Regions from separate parts of the Homo sapiens genome. Here region 1 is linked to region 2. A link is a contact called in ENCODE Hi-C or POLR2A ChIA-PET data. All regions are on one chromosome and are shown on one strand. Each heading gives the region's core, a stretch centred on a gene start or an enhancer-like site at or near the end of the contact. The rest is flanking DNA. Distances are from core to core; before and after follow the strand shown. Region 1 has its middle 60 kb from the start of MIR1587. Region 2 has its middle 11 kb from the start of MIR1587.

Region 1 (2,762 bases), core at 88-2,587, 49 kb before region 2:
GGTTGAAGCAGTCATGAGCCCACTCAGATTCAAGGAGAGGGGACATAGACCCCAGTTCTTGATGGGAGGAGTGTTAAAGACTTTGGGGACCATGTTTTAAAATGGCCTCAGTTTCTAGTCTTATACAATTCTTCATGTAGTGCTTTATATTTTACAGTGTTGGTCATCTCTAATATTTATTTTGACCCTCACAACAGCCTTCTGAAAGGGGTAATGTTACTGTGCCCATTATGCCAATAAGGAAGCTGAGGCTCAGAGAGGTGACTTGATTTGCTCAAGCTTCTGTGGCAACAAAACAGAACGAAACAATGAAACACTCCTTAAACCCACGTTCCCAGGTAACAGATTTTGAAGGTGTGTGTCACGAAGATGAGAAGTACAGAAAGTTGTTGTTCTTTGTGAGCAATTATCTTTCATACCTTCCAAAACAATGTTTTAAAATATCTGATGGATTGTTTGGGAGACCTGTCACTTACACTAAGACAAAAGACTAAACTGAACATACTCTTCATGGAGAATCTCTTGGGCTGCTACCTCTGGTCTTCCTTATCTCACTGTCGAATCTGCCAACAATAAAATGCTAATTCATCTAATACAAATGTGGAGAATTGTGGAAGTCAAGCTCAGCCAGACTGGCAGCTCACAGGGTAAATATTTGATCAGTGAGTAAAAATTCAAATTTGCACTATTTGCTGAAGGTGAAAAGTATATTAGGGAATGAATGTAATGGGGGTTAAGTAGGCCTGTAGGAGGTCTCCTCTAGGATTCCACCCCTGGAAGCCCACAGCTTCTTGCTGACCCAAGTTATAAGCAAGAGTGGGCTGGGCGGTTCCAACCAAGACCACCCTCCTGATGTGGCTCGCATTGGCTGGTGTCGTTTATGTGCACAGCCACAGTGAGTACCACACTGTCCCCCAACTTCTCCCCAGATCGTTTTAGAGAAGTGCTCTAGGCATTCCTTTTCTACTACCAGGTAAGCCGGAAGCCACTCCTGGCTTCCCTGCTCAGCACCCAACACTTCGTTCTGGGCCATAACTTGTGCCAGGGGAAGTAGCTTCAAGGGGTTTGCAGCAGGGAGTTTAGGCCAGCTGTCAGGAGGGGAAGTGAGGGCTGGGGTTAGCCCCGAATGTTTACTCAGTCCCCACGTTTCCCCAGACCTGTCCTGCTCCTCTTCAAGACCCTTAATATTAATCCAGAGAGAGAAGTCGGGCTGCTGAACAGCCTAGGCAAGTTGGGAAGCTGGCAGGTATGTGAAGAATGTGCTGGTTATTTCAACCACCAGGCTGGAGAGTGGAGCCGGAGCCCTGGATTCTTTGCTGGTGAAGCTACATGGCTGGGGAACAAGTAACAGCTGGTCACTGGCAACTCTTGGGAGGAAGGGGGGCTGAGCTGGCGGCTGGAGAGGAACACGTTCGCCACAGCCGATGGGCCAAGCTATGGATATTTTGTGGTGCTGATTGGGTTGTCTTATTTAACTGTGGTTGGGCTTGTCCGAGGGTCGTCCTGGGCTGCCTAGTGCCCTGGTGGGTGGCACAATGAAGCCTAATGATCAGCCCTGCAGAAGCAACCCTTAAACAAGCCGGAAGCATGAGGCCCCCTGCAGTCGCAAGCTGTGATGGCCGTTGGTTCCCGGGACTCAGTGCCTGAGTGTAGGAGGAAAGCACAATGGAGAAATCAGACTAGCGTTCTCCTCCGTGGGCCTGGGCCAACTAAAACGCAAGGCTGGGCTAGGGTCAGACCAGGTTCCAGACAGGCATCAGCCTCCGGAGGAACAGTGAGGGGGCGACCAGGCCCCGAGGTAAAGAAAGAGATTGATCTGTCCAGATGTGCTAGAAGCCTAGACATTGAGGGAGGGGAGAGGGAGTGGCTGACATGGAGGGGCACCGCCCAGATCTCTCTTTGTGGAAGGCCTGGCTGCCCAGCTGCAGGCTGTGTAGTCTCCAGACAGCCTCCAGCTGTCAAGCCTTGGGCGTTTAAGAATGCCTCGGCCAAGGCCACACTCTCCTGGGGTGGCCCATATCTGGTGCTGAAGTGGGGTGGGGGGCCTGTTATAAAGGGCTTGCCTTTGCTGGGCACGGTGGCTCACGCTGTAATCCCAGCGCTTTGGGGGGCCGAGGCGGGCGGATCACAAAGTCAGGAGATGGAGACCATCCTGGCTAACACTGTGAAACCCCGTCTCTACTGAAAATACAAAAAATTAGCTGGATGTGGTGCCGGGCGCCTGTAGTCCCAGCTACTCTGGAGGCTGAGGCAGGAGAATGGCATGAACCCGGGAGGCGGAGCTTGCAGTGAGCCGAGATCACGCCACTGCACTCCAGCCTGGGCGACAGAGTGAGACTCCATCTCAAAGTAAATAAATAAATAAATAAATAAATAAATAAATAAATAAATAAAGGGCTTGCCATTTTGGCCGGGAACTCTCCAGAACTCCAGAACTCTCTCCTCCAGGTTAGTCAAGACTCTGTTGGACCTGTATCCCAGCTTGACTACCCGCTCTGCCAAGTCCTGCTTGCCCCCCACTTCCTTTCACAGGATCTGATCCCTCACAAATTCCTCTTAACCCCCAATATCCATCTCAGCGTCTGCTTCCAGAGACCCCAGCCTGTGGTAGAGAGTCCTTGGGAACCAGCAGGACTCCAGATGCCATTTTATTACAGTCTGGGGGGTTTTGTCCAGTTTCCCTTAAATTGTTCCAGAGGTTTCCTCCACTGATTGTACTTTATTTCCCCTTGCTTTGAGAGATTATTCCAAACATAATAGAC
Region 2 (2,836 bases), core at 248-2,747:
CCACACACTTTTAAACAACCAGATTTTTTTTTTTTTTTAGATGGAGTCCTGCTCTGTTGCCCAGGCTGGAGTGCAGCAGCGTGATCTCGGCTCACTGCAACCTCCACCTCCCAGGTTCAAGCGATTCTCCTGCCTCAGGCTCCTGAGTAGCTGCGATTACAGGCGCGTGCCACCATGCCCGGCTAATTTTTGTATTTTTAGTAGAGGCAGGGTTTCACCATGTTGGTCAGGCTAGTCTCGAACTCCTGACATCGTGATCCACCCGCCTCGGCCTCCTAAAGTGCTGGGATTACAGGCGTGAGCCACCCTGCCTGGCCTAAGCAACCACATCTTGCATGAACTAACTGAGCGAGAACTCACTTATCACTGAAGGGATGGCGCTACACCATTCACGAGGGGCTATTCCCATGATCCAATCACCTCCCACCAGGCCCCACCTCCAACAGTGGGGATCACATTTCAACATGAGATTTGGAGAGGACAAACATCCAAACGATATCAGGCTGAAAACACGGCTGGCACTTGAAACTTTAGAGAAGTCACCTTTTCCCTGGGCTCCTCGCTCTGGTCTCCCTGAGACTGTCACAGCGGCTTCATAGGTGCTTCGAGTTTCTTTGCCACCCCCTGATCAGGCCTTCTGTGTTTTGTAGTAGTCGCCTTCCCAGATTTATTGAGTAGCTCAGCTGAACCAAGGTCTGAGCATTCAATTAGGTCTTGTTATTCATCCGTTCACCAAATATTTAGTGAGCCATGTGCCAGGCACATTTCTAGCTGCTGATACAGCTGTGAACAAGACAGATGAAGCCCTTGCCCTTCGTGGAGCTCACATTTTAATAAATAGTTTGGAGGCGGACAAAGAGAAAATAAACAGAGAAACACGAACCTGGAGCATTTGGCTCACAACTTAGAGTTGACTCATCTTCAGTTTGACGTCCCTCCTGCTACGAGTTCCTGGCTAACTGACATCTCTTCTCCTCAAGCAGATGCTAACTTTGAGCCCTACCACTGGTGAGTGCCCCTAAAGGCTCACACCTGTGATCCCAGCACTTTGGGAGGCCGAGGTGGGCAGATCACTTGAGGTCAGGAGTTCGAGACCAGCCTGGCCAACATGGTAAAACCCCATCTCTAGTAAAAAAAAAAAAAAAAGACACAAAAATTAGTTGGGAGTAGTGGCTCATGCCTGTAATCCCAGCTACTGGGGAGGCTGAGGCAGGAGAATCGCTTGAACCTGGGAGGAGGAAGTTGCAGTGAGCCAAGATCACGCCACTGCACTCCAGCCTGGGCAACAGAGCAAGACTCTGTCTAAAAATATATATATATATATATATATATTCCAGCTTCAAGATGTCCTGGCACAAGAGATCTAGATCCATGTTCTCTCTCAGTTGGCTAAGGTCCACTTTCTGAACACCAGTAGGGCCACTTTCCACTTCCAGACGTTTTCTTCCCAAGTGATTGATGGAACAGGTGACGTCATCCTCAGAGCACACCCTGTTCGTTACCACTAACCCTGACCTCTACGGGATAACATTGGCAGGGACCTTCCTACACTTACTTTAGTAACAGAGATAGATTGCTTTATCACTGGGAGTTTCCTTATTATTTTAAAAATAAGTTAGTGTTTTGGAGGAGGAAATAACATTTCCCCGAGATTTAGGGGAACACTGCAGCTAACAAGGCCCTCTGAAACGGCACCAAACAGAAGAACATGTTAAGACACTATCCTTATTAGGATGGTGGGGCGCTTCCTCTGTCTCGTGGTTAATTCCGGGCGCTTCTCTCCTTCAGATTCCTGACTTCCTCTGGTAAGCCCCTCTGGATTAACCTGTCACACTCTGTCAGTCCTGACACAGGCAGCTCTCTGTGTCCAGGTCCTGGTGGCATTATATTATCTCCAACTTCGGAGTTGCACTATTTATTTTCCATCGAAAATTAGACCAGGAGCTTCACCGAGGTAGGGGTCGGGATTTATTTCCTTGACAGATTTCCCATCTTCTAGTGTCTAATTTACAACATGTGCAGGGCATGCCCTCCAAAACTTGGTAAGTCCTTAGCCAAACCATTTTGAACTCCCCATGTGACAGCTGAGTAACCCTTCTTATCCCTCTCTCCTTCTTCATCATCACCCCACCTTTTGCAAAGGAATTGCTGTCCCATGTCTCTCATGGAGGGGAGTGTGTGTGTGTGTGTGTGTCTGTGTGTGCATATGCATGCATGTCTGTGTGTGTGGGAAGGGGTTGAGGGTCTCCTATAAAATACATTTTTTCCTGTCATTCTCATTCATGATGCAAACTCTGTCTCCCTGTCTGTGTTTTCTTTTTCCCTGTGGGATGGTCATGTTGAGGCCTCTTCCCTCCAACAAGCTGTGGAGCAGAAAGAACATTGCTGGGAAGCAACCTACCTCCCCTACTGCCCACTGTGAGTGGCTCCAAGGCATACTTGGCTCCCTGGTTTCAGAGCTCATGAAGGCCAAAGGCTGGGGGTCTCCAAGTTCCCTTCCACTGCTTACACTTTTTCCTTTCTTCCCTCCCCTCCCCTCCCCTCCCCTCTCCTCTCCTCTCCTTTCCTTTCTCCTTTCCATTCCTTTCCTTTCCTTGATCTTGCTCTGTCGCCTAAGCTAGAGTGCAGTGGCATGATCACAGCTCACTGTAACCTCAAACTCCTGGGCTCAGGCAATCCTCCTGTCTCAGCCTCCCGAGATTACAGTTACATGCCCCCACACCTGGCTACTTTTTATATTTTTTGTAGAGACAGGGTCTCACTACGTTGCTCAGGTTGGTCACAAACTCCTGGTCTCAATTGATCCTCTCACCTTGGCCTCTCAAAGTACTGGGAT

The links. A loop is a pair of places that touch in the nucleus more often than their neighbours do. ChIA-PET counts read pairs that join two places held with the same protein, here RNA polymerase II (POLR2A). Pooled maps may share reads with other maps.
Region 1: a loop to region 2 is called in a map of IMR-90, with 10 times the contacts of the local background. The contact joins two enhancer-like sites. A Hi-C loop is called at or near these places in 9 of 168 maps with a recorded cell type or tissue (IMR-90, Right ventricle myocardium inferior, Right ventricle myocardium superior and 5 more), 20 of 37 single-sample maps with no recorded cell type and 18 of 50 pooled maps. POLR2A ChIA-PET finds 5 or more read pairs at or near these places in 13 of 52 experiments (AG04449, AG04450, CD4-positive, alpha-beta T cell and 8 more).

Annotation. Positions count from the first base shown.
Region 1 is chrX:39,896,231-39,898,992 of GRCh38, reverse strand. No RefSeq gene overlaps it. Among named protein-coding and RNA genes, the nearest start is that of MIR1587, 60 kb to the right of the region's middle. RefSeq lists an enhancer at 571-1,552. Within about 2 kb of position 1,337, at least 10 of the 41 ENCODE cell types and tissues checked have a DNase peak (open chromatin) inside an H3K27ac peak, as active enhancers do; they include PC-3, where a contact is called at or near this core.
Region 2 is chrX:39,847,097-39,849,932 of GRCh38, reverse strand. No RefSeq gene overlaps it. Among named protein-coding and RNA genes, the nearest start is that of MIR1587, 11 kb to the right of the region's middle. Within about 2 kb of position 1,497, at least 3 of the 41 ENCODE cell types and tissues checked have a DNase peak (open chromatin) inside an H3K27ac peak, as active enhancers do; they include PC-3, where a contact is called at or near this core.